2 separate regions of the Homo sapiens genome follow, and region 1 is linked to region 2. A link is an interaction called in ENCODE POLR2A ChIA-PET data of the cell type or tissue named here. Cell type or tissue: MCF 10A. All regions are shown on one strand. Each heading gives the region's core, and the rest is flanking DNA. Links, peaks and the distances in the headings are about the cores only.

Region 1 (8,992 bases), core at 3,515-6,014, 170 kb before region 2:
AGTTTTTTAAAAAAGATAATCAGTTGAGATTTTCTCTTTCAAGACCTGGATCCATATTCCTTCTCTGCCATTTACCATCTGTGTCACCCAAGGCCAGTTACTTCATGACTCTGAGCCTCAGTTTCCTCACTTGTACATTGCTAATAATATCTTATGGGGTTATGAGAATTAAATTATGTACAGATGTCTTGCATGATGCCTGGCTCACAGAAGGTAGCCAGTAAGTGTTCATTTCTTTCCCTCCCCAATTTGAGACCACCAAGGGCAAATGCAGACAGACCCCTTTTTCTCCTATGCCTAGCAATATGGACCTGCTTCTCAGCCCAGAATGAAACAGATTTCTGTAAGTGAAAAAGAAAGGTCCTAAAATGACCTTTATTTATCTATCCAAATAGAAATCAACTTTTTTTTTTTTTTTTTAAGAGACAGAGTCTTACTCTGTCACCCAGGCTGGAGTGCAGTGGCACAATCATTGCTCACTGTAGTCTGACCTCCCAGGCTCAAGAGATCCTCCTGCCTCAGCCTCCTGAGTAGCTGGGACTACAGGTGCACACCACCATGCCTGGCTAATTTTTTATTTTTTGTAGAGACAGGGTCTCCCTATGTTGCCCAGGCTGGTCTTAAACTCCTGGACTCAGGTGATCCTCCAGCCTTGGCCTCCCAAAGTGCTGGGATTACAGGAAGGAGCCACCAAGCCCAGCTGAAATCAATTGATTCTAATAGATTTCTAATAATTAGGAAATAGTTACTGTGCATCTAGGATGTGTAAGAACAAGCAGGCAAGGTGCTGTGCTGAGAGAAGCCAAGTGAGATAAGATAGAGGCCCAGCCCTCACTTACATCCAAATTCTTCAGACAAAAATGTTTACAGGTAAATTCTCAACCTTATGGGGTAAAAGAACCAGTCATTATTGCAGTGGATTTACACATGTTAAAGCATAAGCCCTCCCATGTCCTGAGGAAGGCCTGGCTGGATGGTCATCCCTTAACCTCCCAGTGAACAGCCAGTTGTAGAGAAGCTTCTTTCAGCCCCTAGCCTCTGAATTGAGTGGGCTGAAGGAGAGAATGGGAAGCTCCCTCCACCACAGCCTGAGGGCACCTGGAGAGCACCACAACTGGGGATGCCAACTTTTCCCCAGGGCCCAGAAGGGCAGATATGACAGGGGCCTAGAGAGACTCTGTTCCATAAGAGCTCAGTCAAAAATCCCTTTATTACTCCTCCTTCCTGCAGATCCTATAGACTGAAACAGTCTGCCAATTAAGCTGTAATTATTATGGAATATGTTATTGTTGTTTTAAAAAATTAACCAAACACATAATGAAGCCTACGAACAGCAAGAAATAAGTGTTGCTAGAGTGCACTGATTCAGTTCCAACCAAAAACCAGGAAGACTGTAGTTTCAAGTATTTTGTGTAGTTGTACTGCAGTTAAAGACAGGGCCTCCATTATTTGGCAAATAATGGAAAAGAGCTTGTGTGCCTCTGAGGAGCCACATAAGTTGCAGAGCTGGGAACCATTCACCTGATCCAAGTCCTTCATTTTTCAGATAAGGAAAAGAGTCCCAGAGGACCTAAGGCACCTGCCAAAGGTTACTGTGAAGCTGGGCAGAGTTATGCATAATTTTTTCCCTTTAAACATGGATTGCTTTGGAACACAAAGGTTCATTTGTTTTCTTCAAGAGATAATGTGTAAACCCAAGCTCATTAAATCAGTATTGGACATTAAGTGAAATTCTATAAAAAGAAAAATGCTTTAAAGATGTCCGACAAAAGCCACTCCCTAATTTACCTCTTTTGTAAATTCCAATTTGAGGTATTTTCTTACTTGGAAGCACAGTGGTAATTGCAGCTCACTTCTCACGCTAGTGTGGTAGGAAAGACAGTGCATTCTCTGCTGAGTATGTATGGCCTGTCAGGCAGGGGTGTATGGGACACAGAAGTTGTATTCTTCATTCCCTTGCTCCCTCTTCCTCCCTCACATGTCACGCCTGATCATGTCCCCATGGAATCTGGTTGCGTCACTTTCCTTGCAACCACAGCCCCAGAACTCCCATAGACTTTGTACTCCCCCAGAGGCCTAGGGTCAAGAACTTAATTTGTTTCACAGAATCCAGCAAGGACCCTGTTCAGGAGCCCAAGAAGTCTAGCTTCTACTTTCTGCCAAGGATGAAACTGAGGCCCAAAGAGGAGCCCTTGAGGATATCCTATAATAAAAGAGGGAGGGGCTAATGGCAGAAACAGCTTTCTGACCAGGTAGTGATGTGGTAACGGATACCTGGGAGAGCAGAGGGTCTGGGTGGTCCCTCCCTGGGGGGAAAGAGCCCTGTGTGGCAGCTATCTCTTCAGAAGTGACTTCAGGAATGTGGCCTCTTATTTGGGGAAGGGAAGAATGTCTACGAAAGTCAGTCAGTACCCCCCAGACTCTAGCTGGGCAAACGGAGCTTGGGGGTAGGGGCAAGAAGATCAGGTTCTCCAGAAAGCCTGGGACAGAACAAGACAAACGGCAGGTGGACTTGGGTGGCATTAGTGGTCTGGCCCTTAAAGGTTCAGGTTGAGAGTTCACTATCTGCTCTAGCTTCTCCTCTTCCTGAGAAGTTGTGTCCTCCCTGGCTTCCCTGCCTCTCCAAGGGTAAAAGGGGTATAGTTCCTGGCTCCTAAAGGAACAACCCTTCTCCTAAGCTGCCTTCCCAGGATTAAGAGAAATTAATGAGGACCTGAAATGTGGCTACTTCAACACTTGGCATCTTAATTCCACATGTAAAAGCTTTCTCCTAAACTCAAGATCAATTTCCATTGGCTCTTTAGAAAACAATCTCAGCCACACCTTCAACAAGTCAGGCAAACTATCCCTTTTTTTACTCTCTGCTAGGAGAGGAAAACAAACCTGAGAATTTCCTCTCCACTAGGAGAAGAAAACAAACCTGCAGCCCCCTGAAGGATGAGAGAAAGTCAGGAAGACAGAAAAAGCTGCCCAGTGAGGCTCCATATGTTAACTCTGTTGAAACTGGTTGCCTCATCTGTAAAATGGGGATATATAATCTCTTTAGGCTGTTGAGAGATTAAAGGATAAAGTGTCTAGCAGGGCGCTTGGTAGAGTCAGCATTGAGGACCAGTTCCCTTCCCCCTTCCCCCTGTCCAGACACTTCCCAGCAATCTACCAGGGTCCGGTCATTCCACAAAACCACATGGTGCACTGCTTTTCTGCCCAGGGCCTGGCCACCTGACTAGTATCCCGGCAGCAAGATCTGGGCACTGGACCTAGCTTAGAGAAGCCAGAAGGGAAAAGTCGACCAGGACCACTGGTGAGGGGGAGGCAGCCTTTTTGGAACAACAGGCTGCTCCCAAAGAATGAAAACAAACCCCACCCTAGCCTGGAATGGCTCCATTCAGAAGGGACCCAGAGGGCCAGAAACCCCCTGGGGAGTTTCTATGGGAGGTGGAGTGGGGCAATGAGCAAAGAAAGCCAGGTTAGAGGTAGAGTTTCCACATCTCCCTCTGAGAAGCCCCACAGAGAGAGGCTCGTGGAGGTACTTAGGCCTAGGGACTGAGGAGGTGTGGGGGCTGGCCCAGCAGCTCAGGAACACTCTAAAGCCCATTGCTCCAGTCTTAGAAGCACTCGCCCAGGTCTTTCCCCAGCAACTACATTCACCTGGGAGCTCAGAAGCCCTTCAAGGCCAGAGGCAAATGTGCCTGCCATTAAGAGAACAAACGTTTATAAGGTGCCTACTGTGTACCAGGCTACCCACACCCAGGACTTGCCAGTTTCCACAGTTTGGCAAAACCTGCCCATCCTGCTTGTTGGGACAAATTCCTGGGCAGGCAGCATGGCCCGCAGGTAAGACATGTGAGAGCTGGAAACAGCACTCTATTTGGGCTATTCCCCCCGGAAGCAGTAACATCTACAATGGGCAGGTCAGTGGCATCTTTTGGAGGCTCCTTCAGGTTTGTCTGGGATAGAAGGGGAGCTGGAGCTCCCTAAGAAGTTCCTTCTGGGTATATCCCTCCCCTCACCACTTCCAGGACATAATGGGGGTACCTCACAAGGCCGATTCTCCTTGGGTATAACCTCCGCTGGCTTCTGCCCGGCAGAACCGATGGTAAAGGACTAAGTGAGAAGGAGATTTAGGGAGACCACCCTCCTCTCAGGACCAGGGGCCAGGAGAGATGGAGAGGGGAACTCGGAGACCAACTCACCGAAACAGGTCTCTGGAGGTGAAGTAAGCCGGGACTGACAAGTAACTCCCCATCTTCTTCCCACACCAGATAGACAGGCTCAGCTGCAAATCCGTCTGTGACTGCCTCAGGCCGGCTGTAGATGGCCACCATGACAGGCCCGGGGCTCCCGGCACCTCTGGCTGCAGGCAGGCTGCCCTGAGCTCACCTCTCCCTCCGGAGCAGCTGCGGGAGCCTGAGGACTCCAGGCCACTTGGCCCCCAGCAGATTCCCACAGGGGCTCATGGCTGGGATGGCTCCTCCCTAGTTCTCAGAAGCTCAGGCGGCCCCTCTGGACTCCGAGAAAACGACCTCTCTGTGGAGGCTACACACACACTGGCATTCTTGAGCAGGGGCCGGTGACTAGCTAAGAAAGAAGCGCTGCTGTCAAGTTAGCCTTCTTCTTCAGTCCCACCCCTGAATGAGGGAGGGAGGGAGGAAGAGGAGGGGCTCCCGCAGAACCGAGGTGTGTGGTTGGAGCAGCTGTTAGGAAACAGACCTTGCAGGCAAGGGGTGGAGCTGGGCTGGATCGAGGCTGCAGGCAGGCGCTGCAGACAATAACTGGGACCAATTGAGCGTCCATCCTGAGCTCAGGGAAGGGCAAGGCAGGATAGAGTGTGAACATATCTGGCCCCAGATGTCCTCAAGCAGAGGAGCTGCCTACAGGACAGTAATTCTGCTTGGAGGTGGAAAAAAAAAAAAAGCAGAGGATGCCAGGTCCAGGAAGAGCCACACCAGACGGGGGGACCTCTGGTAGGAGAGACAGGTCCAGAGAGCCATCCTAGCTCTGAGCTGCCATCTGTTCTGTCCTGGCACTAGGGCTCCCATTCATTCCCTCCCTCTGCCTGTCCTGGGGACAGCCTCAAGAGCTGACCAATGGGAGGTGCCACTTCCACTCCAGGGCAGGGCTGTGTTGCAAATAAGGAAACAAGGCCCAGAGTATTAACCTACACCTGATGTGTCTCCATGTGGCAAACACTATATGCACTCTTTTATTTCTCTGAGACAGGAATTATTCCCACTCTACAGACAAGAAAAGTGAGGTACAGAGAGATTAGGTAACTCACTCAAGGTCAAAAAGGGAGTCAGTGGCAGGGCTGGAATTTAAATGTAGGCTCATGTGACTCTAGAGCTGGAGCTCTCCCACTACCAGGCTTCATTCTGGCTCTTTAAGGAGAAAAATCTTTTCCAAAGCTCTCTGCAAATAGGATGGAGCCCAGGTTACTCTCATTCACTCACTATTCACTGAGTGTTCACATGCAGAACACCATCCATTGGCCTCAGTGGACAGTGGAGCTTCTTCTACTTGTCCTGTGATAACCATGCTTTTCAAACTGAAAAATGGGGCATGAGGGAGAAAAAGGCCTGGGGTGCCAAAAGGGATTGATAAGCCTAGGTATCTGGAATGGGAGCCCACCTGAACAGCCCCCAGTTGTGACGATGACCAAACCAGAGCCTACCATGTAGAAAGCCCTTGTCTCCCTGCCTGCAGGATTGTAAAGGAAAAAGCAAGGCTGCTGGAGGAAACCAGAACACTCAGATCTCACTACTGGATTTGGGGCAGTGACATCAGCTCTCCCTTACCAGGCACACACCGCTCACCATTGTAAAGAGCCAGAAGTCACCGTGCAGCTTCTATCTCTTACTGTGAACCATGGCAGGAAAGTCTGATAAAGATGGTAGATGGGGTTACAAGGGAGCCTTTTCCCATTCCACCAACTGGACACAGGGACAACAATGCATGTGATAAGAGCACATGGGTTTGAATACTGTTAAGAAGCTACCATTTATTGAGCAGTTAATATCTTCTAGGCCCTGTGTTAAGTGCTTAGCATTTATTATCCATCATGTTTAAATTGCCAGTAAAAGGAGGAAACGTCATCAGCCTCATTTAACAGATTAGGAAATAGGTTCTGAGGGGTTATGTCACTATTCTCAAGACAAATAGCTGATAAGTGGTGAGGGTGTTTTTTTTTTTTGTTTTTTTTTTTTTGAGTCAGGGTCTCTCTCTGTCACTCAGGCTGGAGTGCGGTGATGCCATCATGGCTCACTACAATCTTGACCTCGACCTTCTGGACTCAAGTGATCCTCTCACCTCAGCCTCCAGAGTAGCTGGGACTACAGATGCGTGCCATCACACCCAGCTGTGAGGCTGAGTTTCAAACCTGGTACATATGGCTCTAGAGCACAGGTCAAGGCACTTTTTCTGTAAAGGGCCAGAGAGCAAATATCTTAGGCTCTGCAGGCCATACAGACTGTCGTGGCCACTCAATTGTGTCATTATAGGGCAAAAGCAGCCATATATAAAACATAAACTAAGGGACATGGCTATGTTCCAACAGATATTTACTTATGGAAAGATTTTTTTCTTTTTTTTTTTTTTCTTTTGAGATTCAGTCTCACACTGTTGCCCTGGCTAAAGTGCAGTGGTATAAACATGGTTCATTGTAGTCTCAACCACCTAAGCTCAAGTGATCCTCCTACCTAAGCCTCCAGTGCATCCTGGGACCACACGTGCTGGCCACCATACCCAGCGTGTGTGTGTGTGTGTGTGTGTGTGTGTGTGTGCGTGCGTGCGTGTGTCGGAGTCTCGCTCTGTTGCCCAGGCTGCAGTGTAGTGTCGCGATCTTGGCTCACTGCAACCTCCGCCTCCCAGGTTCAAGCAATTCTCTTGTCTCAGCCTCCCAAGTAGCTGGGACTACAGGCGCATGCCACCATGCTCGGCTAATTTTTGTGTTTTTAGTACAGACAGGGTTTCACCATATTGGTCAGGCTGGTCTTGAACTCCTGACCTCAGGTGATCCACTTGCCTCGGCCTCCCAAAGTGCTGAGATTATAGGTGTGAGCCACTGCGCCCGGCCCTGGCTTATTTTTTTTTATTTTTTGTAGAGACAGGGTCTCACTTTGTTGCCCAGGCTGGGACACTGATATTTGAGTTTCATGTAATTTCCACATGTCACAAAGCATTCTTTTGCTTTTTTTCCCCTAACCATTAAAAATCACAGGTCATATAGGCCAGGCATAGTGGCTCATGCCTATAATCCCAGCATTCGAGAGGCCAAGGAGGGAGGACTGCTTGAAGCCAGAAGTTTGAGACCAGCCTGGGTAACAAACCAAGACCCTATCTCTACTAAAAAAATCAGTCAATCAGGCCAGTCATGGTGGCTCACGCCTGTAATCCCAGCACTTTGGAAGGCTGAGGCGGGCAGATCACCTGAGGTTGGAAGTTCGAGACTAGCCTGACCAACATGGAGAAACCCTGTCTCTACTAAAAATACAAAAATTAGCCAGGCGTGGTGGCACATGCCTGTAATCCCAGCTACTCGAGAGGCTGAGACAGGAGAATCGCTTGAACCCAGGAGGCAGAGGTTGCGGTGAGCTGAGTTCGTGCCATTGCATTCCAGCCTGGGCAACAAGAGTGAAACTCTGTCTCAAAAAGAAAAAAAAAATCAATCAATCACAGGCCGTATTAAAATAGGCAATGGGCCATAGCTTGCCGGCCTCTGTTCTAGAACCACAGAGCTCAACCACTCTGTTTACTACCTCTAATAGTGAAGAACAGCTCTTGGTGTTTGTGCAGAGCTCAGCCATATCTATCTATCTATACCACGAAGACACCACACTCTAGCCCCAGAGGCAGCCAGAAGAAGGAAGCACTGAACAGGTGCTCACCCTGTATTAAACATTGCTTGCAGCACTACTTGTATGAATGAATTTTAACCCCCACTATTCCACAGTGCTGTGATTTTTCTCTTTACAGATAAAGCAACTGAGGTACAGGGAGGTTAAATCACTTGCCTGAGGTCACTCAGCTGTAAATGTGAGAAGTGAAGCCAGGATTTGAACCCAGACTAGACATTATAGACAACGTTCTACCATGCTATACCAAAGCTCAGCCTGGGCCCAGAGCCAGACTGTCTGGGTTTGAATGCGACAATGCACTGCATGTAAGCCCTTGGCACAAAGTCTGGGACACATTAAAGGTTGATAAATGTTAGCCATTAATATCATTAAGACTATTGTTACAACTACTGTGGGCTAGCTATGTGGCCTTTAGCAAGTCACTCTCTCTGTCTGGGCCTTGGTTAGGTCTCTAAATAGCTCCCAGCATCAACATTTTTCACCCCTATGAGGTTGCAGAGGGCTCTCTATTTTCCTTGGGTCTCAAGTTGAGTTTAAACTCTTGAGCAGGAGGTCAGGATCCTAGCCGAGGGGACACACAAGGGCCACAGAGGAGGTGAGGTGGGCTGGAAGTGGGGAAATAACATACGGGATACTGAAAGGGCTGCCCAGCTGGAGAGCTGGGAGCAATCTTTCTCCCAGCCACACAGACAACTATTTCTCACCAAAAATCTATTATGTTCCCCTGTAATTCAATCAGGCAAGAAGGGGGCCCCAAATTAAGTCTGGGACTAGCAAATTATCTTTTAATTGTACCCTCTGATTTCCATGTGATGAACACAGTACTAATGGAAGAATATGCAAGCCACAAAGAGACTGAGGCCAGGGAGCCTATGAGCATAACTCCTCTTGACATTTCACACAGCTCTGCTGTTCCAGCGGCGACGGGCTCAGTGAGTCGGTGTCTAGGAATGTGAGCAGGAGGCTGCAGGCGCTCTCCTCTCCCCCTACTCCTCTTACAAAGGACTTGGTGGGTGGGTGGGGAATAAGTGAGAGGACATCTCAATGCCATGAAAACTGCCTCCCCCTGGAAGAGGAACAGCCTTCTCCCCATGTCCTGAGTTGAAGCAGAAGCCCCTCCCAGGTGGAATCCATTTGAC
Region 2 (8,992 bases), core at 3,763-6,262:
AGGTCCCCATTCTCAGTGCTCTGGGCTCGGAGATGGGGTCCTTGTCTCTGACAAAAGCCTGATGTAGGAACTTGGCCACCTCTACAGCACAACCCCCGGAGCTTCAGTGTCCCCATCTGGAAAATGGGAGCCTCCCTCTGATCCCCCAAAGTGGGTGGGCAAGGCTGGAGACTGACAACCTCATTCCACTGGTCACCCTCTGGCACGACCCTTCCCTTTGGGCCTGGAGGCAAAGGTTGGACCACAGTGTCTCCTCTGTGTGTCCCGAGTTCCACCCGCCCAGGCCCCACCGCTGTGTAAGGAGGGAGCTGTGGGAGGGAGGGAAGGAAGTACAAAGCGCCATTGTCTACCGAGGGGGAAGGGGAAGGGGATGGGGCGGTTTCCGAAACTGCCCAGTGAAATTCTCCCGGGAGGAAAGAGGGTGCTTCCTCCCCCTGGGGAGCCGGCTCTCCGTGTACTCTCTGCCCTCGCTGTTGGGAACGCCTGGCAGGCCCTGAGGTCTCACTGGGCCTCAGTCTCCCCAACAGCACAACGGAGGGGGCTCTCCAGGCTTTCAGTCCCAGCTCCCCCGGTTGCCCATGGGGGTCCCGCCGGCGGTGGAGGGAAGCCTCGCCAGGGGGCGCTGAAGGCCCGCAGGTTCTGCGACCGCCCTCCCTCGCAGGGCGCCGCCCTCGCCTCGCCCACCCTGCCTCGCGCTAGGCGCCGAAGGGGTAGCCAGGTAGGAAGACACCCGCTACCGCCTGCTTCAGTGTCCGGATCTAAAGGGAAGAAACCAAGGTCCCCAGGACACCCAGCTGAGTGGCGGAGGTCGAACTCGAACTCGGGACCGAGGCAGAGGGCGTCCCGGCGGGTGGTGGAGGGGCACGCGGCGTGCAAGTCCCCAGGCGTCCCCATTCCTCCCATCCCCGGCCCAATCCTCAAGAATGTGCGGGAGCCGGGGCCGGAAGCGACTGCCCGCGTCCCCAAATCGGCCAGACGCTGGGGCGCAGGGCGGGCGGAGCGGGCCTAGCTTTTCCTTATATGGCCCGGCCCCGCGGGGAGGAGCCCGGCTCGGGACGCCCCCGTTCTTGCCACGAGGCCAGCGGGGGCCGGGCCGGCGCGCGGGGCGCAGTAATGGCGGGCGCCGGGTGCTGGAGGAGCCGCTCCCGGGGTCGGAAAGACTTCGAGAGGCACCGATCCCGAGACCGGGGCAGGTTCTCATCTGTCCTTTCCCAGAGATTCAACCACTGCTCCAGCTTCTCTCCAAAACTCTTTTCCAGCGCCGCCCGAGCCTCGCTTAAGAGAGGGAGGTGGCGGCTGAAGAACCCTGAGCCTGCCTGTGGATACCTTGAGATGAGGATGTGCGGGAACCAGGCCTGGCATTCCCTCTTTTTGGACTGTGCTGCCTCTACGACCCCCACTGGGACTTGGACTTCCTGAGGGAAGGTCGAACTGACTGGCGGGCACCTTTGGAAACCTAACCTCATCCCCTCCAGGCTGCACACATCCTGCGGTGATAGTGGAGAGGCAGACACCCAGAGAGTCTAATGCGCTGGTCCGAGAACATACAGGCAGAGTGCCTTGGGGAGGTCATGGCAGCAGCTGGGCACTGCCCAGTGGCTGGGCTACGCTGGTTGGTTCCAGCCTCTGCCTGCGGGGGAAGGTATGAGAGTGGGGTGGGTCACTTGTCTTCTAGGTAAAGTAAATCTTTAATTTACCCCCATGGACAAGGGTCAGGGACTGAGGAGATGGAGCTCCTCTGGCCCCTCCTCCAGGTCAGGCTGCCTGGCCTTTGGGGTTGGGGAAGGAGCCCTGCCCCACTGGGTTGCCCTACGGCCTCTGTGCATGGAGGTAGACAGGGCTCTCAGGAAGAGGAACAAGAAAGGGGATGGAGTGGGCTCATCTTTCCTCCACCTGAGATCTGGGTCCATGCCTCATTCTGTCCCCATGCCAACTCTAGGACCTAGAGCTTGTGTGCAAACACATCTCCCTCCCTCCCTTCATTTTACAGGTAGAGGAACTGAGACTCAAGAGTAGAAAAATGAGATGAGAAGCCACAGAATCCATAAGGGCCCACAAAACCTGTCTCTCTCTTATGGCCTCGTCCAGCCTTGACTTTCCCAGGACTCTGGTCCCCCGTGGCCCACTATGGGGTTGGGATTTTGGCACAGCTCCTTCTTAGATGGGTGTCCTTGAGCAGGTGATTTTAACTCTCTTGAGTCGCAGTGCCCAGGCTTTCAGAGCTGCTGTGATTATTCTGTGACATGGTATACCCAGTACCCAGCCTGCCCCCTGCCAGGCCTTGGCATTATTAATCATTGCTGCTACCATTATCACTGGGCCAGCTTCCAGGGGTGGGCATTGCCCGAGCTATTGCTCTGGAGAGGCATATCCAGCCTCCCCACACCTGTGGCTGCATACGGGCGAGTCTACAGCAGTTACTGTTTAAACAGGTGGTGGCTGTGGAGGGTTGGGAGGGACTAGGCTTCAGTACCAGGCATGGACAGGCACATGCCACAAGGGCCTCTGCATCAGCCACATGGAACTGGCCTACCCCTGTTCCCATGTCCCCCTCCTCCTGACCTTTCCCCCATCACTTCTTCCTGTCAGCTGAGAGGTACCCTGGATTGACCCTGCCTCTCTGGCTTGGCTTTCCTGTCCCCACAGTGGGTGATGGGGCCACTTACCAGCTTCCGAAGGGCTCCCTCATCCAGCCCAGCTAAGGCCTCGTCCGCCATCTCGCTGGCCCCTAGCTCCGTCGGTTCCTTTCTGGTGAGATCCCCAGTGCCTGTGGCACCTGTCACCAGCTCAGAGAATTCTGCAGGGGACAGACATGAATCAGGCATGCTGGGGCTTCCAGAAACCACAGGCACTTAGGCTCTGTGCCTTACTTTCCCTCTCTAACCTAGGAGCGTCCATTACTGTCCCATCCTATAATGTGGCTCCTGGCTGGAAGCTGCCCTCTGCCCTAGGGTGGTTTGCTGGAAAACTCACCAAACCCAGGGTAGGGGGTCTCTGGTTCCAGCCCTGCCAGCTTGGCCGCCAGTCTGCTGTGTGGCCTGGGATGGACTCTCATCCTGTCTAAACCTCAAAACAGGGAGGGCAGGGACCTGGATTGAGAAGCCAGGGCCTGGCAAGACCCACCCAAGCTGTGCTTACCACCAGGGGGTGCACTCCAGTCTCCAGTTTCCTGCCCCACCCACCCATCCACAGGGCCTACCCAGCCCCCACCCACTCCGCAGGCTCAGCTTCTGGCTGTGGGCTGAACCCGTAGTTCTTGCTGCCACCACCACTGTCATTCCCCCAGGTATAGGAAGGTACACTGTGTCTTCCGATTCTTGGAGCCAGCTCTGCTGTCCAGACCTCCTGAAGCCAGGTGTCCAGGCACCCAGCACCTCCTGCCAATTCATACAGAATTCAATTCCCCACCTGGAAGGGCTTTCAGAAGCTGACCTGCCCAACCCCTGGATTTCAGGCAAACTGAGAAGATTGGAGAGGGCCAAGGATTTGTCACTGAGCAAGGAGGAAGCCAAAGACTTAGAGGGCAGAGAAGGATGTAATCAAAATCTTCGTCATCTCCGGCTTCCGAAGCTCCCTTCCAAAGTGCCCTCAAGGGCCTGGAACACTCTCAGTGACAGAGGCAAGAGCCCCATCTTGCCCCAGTGCTGCCCATCAAAATGGACCCCTAAATCCTGGCCCAGCCTCCCAGCGCAGATCTCTCCTTCCTCCTGTAGCCCCAACTAATGTCTGTCTGGAATTTGAGGGGCCCTGGTCTGGCACACTGTGGATGCTTAGTTAATGTATGGTGACTGACTAATGTGTGGCCCCAGGCCTGCCCCCCACCTCCTGTTGATTCATCTTTCAATCATCCCTTCCCTCTCTTCAGAACAGTCACTTGGGAAGTCACCCCATACGGTGCATGGGTGGGGGGTGAGGGTTACCGCTCCACACAGTTGGGGTGTGTGGGTCCCAGCCTGTTCAAGTCACTGCTTGTTCCCCCTCCCATCCTGGTAGGCTCAGAGGTGTCAACCTCCCAATCTCTGCCTGTTAGGATCCTTGCCTCTTACCTAGTTACTCTGTCTGGGTTAAACCTCTTCAAGACTGTCCAGTGGTCACCAGCCTTAGGTTCTGCGGACATTCTGATTCCCCCCATGTCTGTTCTTCTATGGGGCAGCTGACCCTAATGCCTAATCTAGGACACCCATGGGATTATAAGAAGATCCCTGCCGCTGCTCTTCTCCAATCTCCCTGTCACACAGTCTGGGGTCGCCGGACATTGTGAGGGGCCTCAGGATTCTGTGGCAGCTTCCCCAGGGTTTCTGCCGCCACAGACTAGCGCCCCTGTGGGGCGTGGAGTCTCTTAGGAATCCGGGGGCGTCTTCCCCCAACAGTCTCATAACTTTATCCCATGGCTTAGACCTCTCGTATGGGTGGGGGCTCCCAGGTCTGGACGTTCCAGAACTCCTGTCTAGACATCCGGGTTCCACCCCCGGACACGTTGGGGCAGCACCAGGATCCCCCCCGAGGTCCGCACACCCACCTCTCAGTCCAGCCCACCCGTCCGGCGCAGGCTCGGCTTAGCTCTTTCGGGACCCGACAGACGGATTAGACACGCGCAGGCCGGAGGTGCCGCGACCCGCTGTCCCAGGCCCGCTCAGCAACCGTCCCCTGGATTCTGCGGAGAGCTGCCCGTCCAGCCGCGCCAGCAGCCCGGCTGGCCCCGCCCTGCCCCGACGCGCCAGCCAACCCTCGATTGGGTACCTCCCACTCTCGTGCCCCATTGGGAAAATTCAATTTGACGGCCACGCCCCGAGAGGAAGGCCCCGCCCCTCGCGGGCCAGGGAGGTCGGAAATTGGGAGTCTTGGGGTCGTCTGCCTCGGTGGCTTTAGCGAGTCGGGTGGGCATCGGCAGGGGGACGCAGGCTCTGCGCCAAGTCGGGGGGGGCGCCCCGAGCCGAGGTAAGTTTCCTGGGGTCGTAGGAGTCTCAGAGCCTTCAGGACAGCCCCTCTCCGCCCTCCTCTTTGTTCCTGAGACCACGTCCCCTCCCTCGACTCCACCCCTTTCTCGCGTCAGTGTTTAAGCTTGGCCGCCGTCCCTAGGCTGCTTTCGGGACACCTGGTCTGAGCCACCTCAGAGCAGGGACTGAGTGACTGGCAGCACCTTGACCCTGTGTTGGAGTGCCGGGACCATCTCAGGTGGAGCAGAATCAATCACACAGCACGCCTCCCCCAGCCCACACACCTTTGAACAGACATTGCCTTCTTGTAGCATGCTTCTACCTTCCAAGCCCTGAGAGTCTGCCTTTAGGAGCGCTGGAGTCCTAAATAGGGAATATGGAGTCCAGGCTGTCATTCAGCAAAAGGGGGAAATTGAGGCCCAGAGAGAGCTGACATGTCCAAGACCAAACAAGGAATCAGCCAGGGTACCCAGGAGGTCAGATCCACAAGGCAAAGCTATTCCATCTTCAGTGCCAGAGGCCCTAAAGCCGCCCTTGGGTCTCCATGGAGACTAAAGTGGGTGGAGTTGGGAGGATGGGGTCTGGAGTCCTGTCAAATAAAAACAATAACAAATCATTTATTTTGTACTTGCCATGTACCAGGCATATAATGCCCATAACAAGCACATGAGACCATGACTATTGCCCCATTTTACAGATGAGGACAACAGCTGATAAGTAGTAAAGCTGTGATTCATACCCAGCACCTTCTGAGTCCAGACCCTGCTTTTAACCACTATAATGTGGGATTCTGGGGAGGTGGTTTCAGCCTGTTAACCCAGAAGAGCCCCGGTTCAGGTCCTCTGTGACACCCCCCAGCCCCCATCTAAGGAAAGGCCCAGTCTCCACACTGAGAGTCTTTTCCATGTGTCATTTCATTTCATCCCCACACCCCTGAGAAGTGGTCCCATTTTACACATCAGAAAACCAAGGCACGGGCCAGGTGCGGTGGCTCATGCCTGTAATCCCAGCACTTTGGGATGCCAAGGCAGGTGGATCACCCAAGGTCAGGAGTTCGAGACCAGCCTGGCCAACACGGCAAAAACCCCGTCTCTACTAAAAATACAAAAATTAGTCGGGCAAGTGGCATGCACCTGTAATCCCAGCTACTTGGGAGGCTGAGGCAGTAGAATCACTTGAACCTGGAGGCAGAGGTTGCAGTGAGCCGAGATTGTGCCACTGCACTCCAGCCTAAGCGACAGAGCAAGATTCTGTCTCAAAAAAAGAAAAAAGAAAATCAAGGCACAGAAGAAAGCGACTTGTCAATGCTACACAGCAGGAGAGGCAAACAGAGCTCACTTCGGAGGACATATTTCAAGGTCCTAGGCTTTCTCTACCTGGGCGAGATGCCATGTTATTATCCAGAACGAGGGTCAGGCGCCCTCTAAGACCAATTCTGAATACTTCAAAATTCACGCGTCCCTTGGGACCTCCCCTTCATGCAGGGCACACCTAGGCCACCTCTGATTTTCAGGGCCTGCCTGAATGGCGGTCACCAGCTCCAATGAATGGCCTGCTTTGTGCTAATGCCCTCCTTTCTCCCTGCCCTACTGTAGGCTAGGAGGAATGGTACAGGTGAGTTCCTCCATGCTTGGATTTACTGTCTGGCACATGCGCTCACTAGCCCTTGGCCCTATGGAAGGGATGTGTGGGTCCTGCCCCTTCAAGCCCTTAGTGCCTGGGTCCACCTCCAGACATACCCGCCTGCCTCTGTCTTCCTCTCTGCAAGGGAGTGGGGGTGATCTAGAGATCAAAGGGCAGTCCGGTACAGTGCTAGGGAAGTTTACAGCTACAGCCGAGGAAAGAGTAAACATCCCGTGACGAGGGCCCCAGCATTTGCTGAACACCTGTTGCATGTCAGACGTGGGGCTCCCACTACTGCCAGGTGACCACTGTGCAAGATAGGTACACTCTGATTCGACAGAGGAAGCTGAAGCTCAGGGAGGTGAAGGCACCTTGGCCTAGTAAAGGCATTCAGACTAAAGTGGAATTCTGCCTGATGCTGAAGCCCCTTCCCTCCACTTTGCTGCCACTAGGATGGGGGAAGCTCTGGAAGACTTCTTAGGGAAGTGGTGTATAAACTGTGTGTCACACTTGTTTTTATTTTATTTTATTTTTTTTGGAGACAGGGTCTTGCTGTGTCCCACAGGCTGGAGTGCAGTCGCATGATCACAGCTTACCATGGCCTCAAACTCCTGGCTCAAGCAATCCTTCCATCTCAGCCTCCCAAGAGGCTAGGACTACAGGCACACACCACCACGCCCAGCTAATTTTTAAAATTCATCCCACATAGAAGAGGGGGAAAGGCATGAAAGGGCATTTGTGGCAGAGGAACAGTGTGAGCAAAGACCAATAGTCTGGGAAAAGGAGGAGGATAGGCTGTGGGCGGAGCAGGAAATGTGGGTGGTTCTCTTTGCCAAGGATTCTGAATGCCAGATGAGCAGGATGAATGTATCTTGTGGGCACCAGAGAGGCCTGGGCCTCAGCCTGCCCCCTGTAAAATGAGGTGATTAGACTGGTCTGCTTCAAGCCTTCCTAGGGCAAGGGGCTGTCACAGAAAGGGTCTACTCTAGGTTCTTCCAGGTTCAACCCTGGAAAGGCAGAATGGGAAGTGGCTGGAGCAGCTCAGAGGCTAGGGGTAATATTTTGCTCCAGAGCTCAAGTCTGAGAATGACTATTTTACCAAGCTGTCTGTGTTGCATCCCTAAGTCACCCTGGCTAACCCTCCACCCAGTCAGGGTCCTTCAGAGAAAGCCCAGGCCTTGGGTCAGGAGGCAAGAAGGGTGATGGGTGTCTTACCCCTGGCTCCAACCCTAGGTAAGGGTTGGCCCTCTTGGAGCTTCAACTTGCTCATATGCACAATGGAGGAGCTGTGCCTTGGGCTCTCTAAGCCTCTCTCCCCAGGACAGCACTGTCATTCTGGAGACGGGAACAGCATTAGCAAAGGAACGGAAGTAGGATTGTGACGACCTTGTTGGGCAACAGACAGGCAGGTGAGGCTGGAGAATGGAGCCCCTAGAGGTGGATGGTTCTTGTTGGGGTTGGCTGGATCCAAGGGGTATGACCTTCCTCCTTATGTGCAGAACTGGATGCGTCCTAGGTCATGGCCAGCAGCCCTCGGAGTGGGACTGAGGACCTGCTGGGAAACCAGTTTGGCAAGGCCATCATCTCCAGGATGTCATCCAGCCGCTGTGTTCTCTGGGCAACAGTGCCAGGCAAACTTCTGGCCCTGCAGGAGGAGAAGGGGCCTCAGATGCCCACTGGGCAGCAGTGAATTCCAGGAGACCCAGCCTCACAGACAAAGGAGAGGCAAGGGGCTGGAACAGGAAGGAGAGAGTTCTGGATGTGCCAGCCTGGACCTCTTTAGACTTCTGGGAGTCCCTGATGCCTGGGCGCAGGGAGTGGGGGTCTAGGCTCATGGTGGGACACTATGTAATTGCTACCTGATGGGTTGGACACTGGCTCCTGATCATGCTTATACTACATGTGTGGCAATTTTGTTACCACTATGACCTTCACAGCTTGAGTCCTGTGAGGTAGGACCACCATTATACAGATAAGGAGACAGGCTCAGAACCCTCGTTCTTTTGTTGTTTTTTTTTTTGTTTTGTTTTGTTTTTGAGACAGAGTCTCACTCTGTCGCCCAGGCTGGAGTGGAGTGGCACAACCATGGCTCACTGCAGCCTTGACCTCCCAGGCTCACAGTGGGACTACAGACACGTGCCACCATGCCTGGCTAATTTTTTTATTTTTTGTAGAGACAAGGGTCTCCCTATGTTGCCGGGGCTAGTCTCGAACTCCTGGGTTCAAGAAATCCGCCTGCCTTGACCTTCCAAAGTGCTAGGATTACAGGCGTGAGCCACTGCGCCCGGCCAGAACATTTGTTCTTAATCACCATATTCTACCATCCACCATTTGGAAGCTCCACTTGGATGACGCCTGAGCACTGGGGAGACCTGGGCCTCAGTCTGCCCATCTGTAAAATGAGGGGGTTTGACTCGCCTCCTTCAGGCCCT

The links. ChIA-PET counts read pairs that join two places held together with the same protein. Peaks named below come from ENCODE experiments on the same cell type or tissue, not always from the same donor. Only the 100,000 strongest peaks of a DNase experiment are listed, where the experiment ranks them.
Region 1: POLR2A ChIA-PET joins it to region 2 with 6 read pairs; 6 of 35 experiments call an interaction of 5 or more read pairs at or near these places.

Annotation. Positions count from the first base shown.
Region 1 is chr22:31,243,971-31,252,962 of GRCh38, reverse strand. All of the region lies in intron 2 of LIMK2 (LIM domain kinase 2), which reads right to left. Among named protein-coding and RNA genes, the nearest start is that of LIMK2, 36 kb to the right of the region's middle. RefSeq lists enhancers at 3,690-4,579, 4,580-5,470. In MCF 10A, for the core only: no CTCF peak of the experiment used is centred there; a DNase peak (open chromatin) is centred at 4,642.
Region 2 is chr22:31,076,984-31,085,975 of GRCh38, reverse strand. It overlaps SMTN (smoothelin), which reads right to left and starts at 4,658. Exons shown (of 21, transcript NM_134269.3): 1 at 4,520-4,658; 2 at 2,667-2,797. The coding sequence starts at 2,717. RefSeq lists enhancers at 1-250, 1,469-1,538 and silencers at 569-758, 939-1,218, 4,617-4,776. In MCF 10A, for the core only: no CTCF peak of the experiment used is centred there; DNase peaks (open chromatin) are centred at 4,745 and 5,045.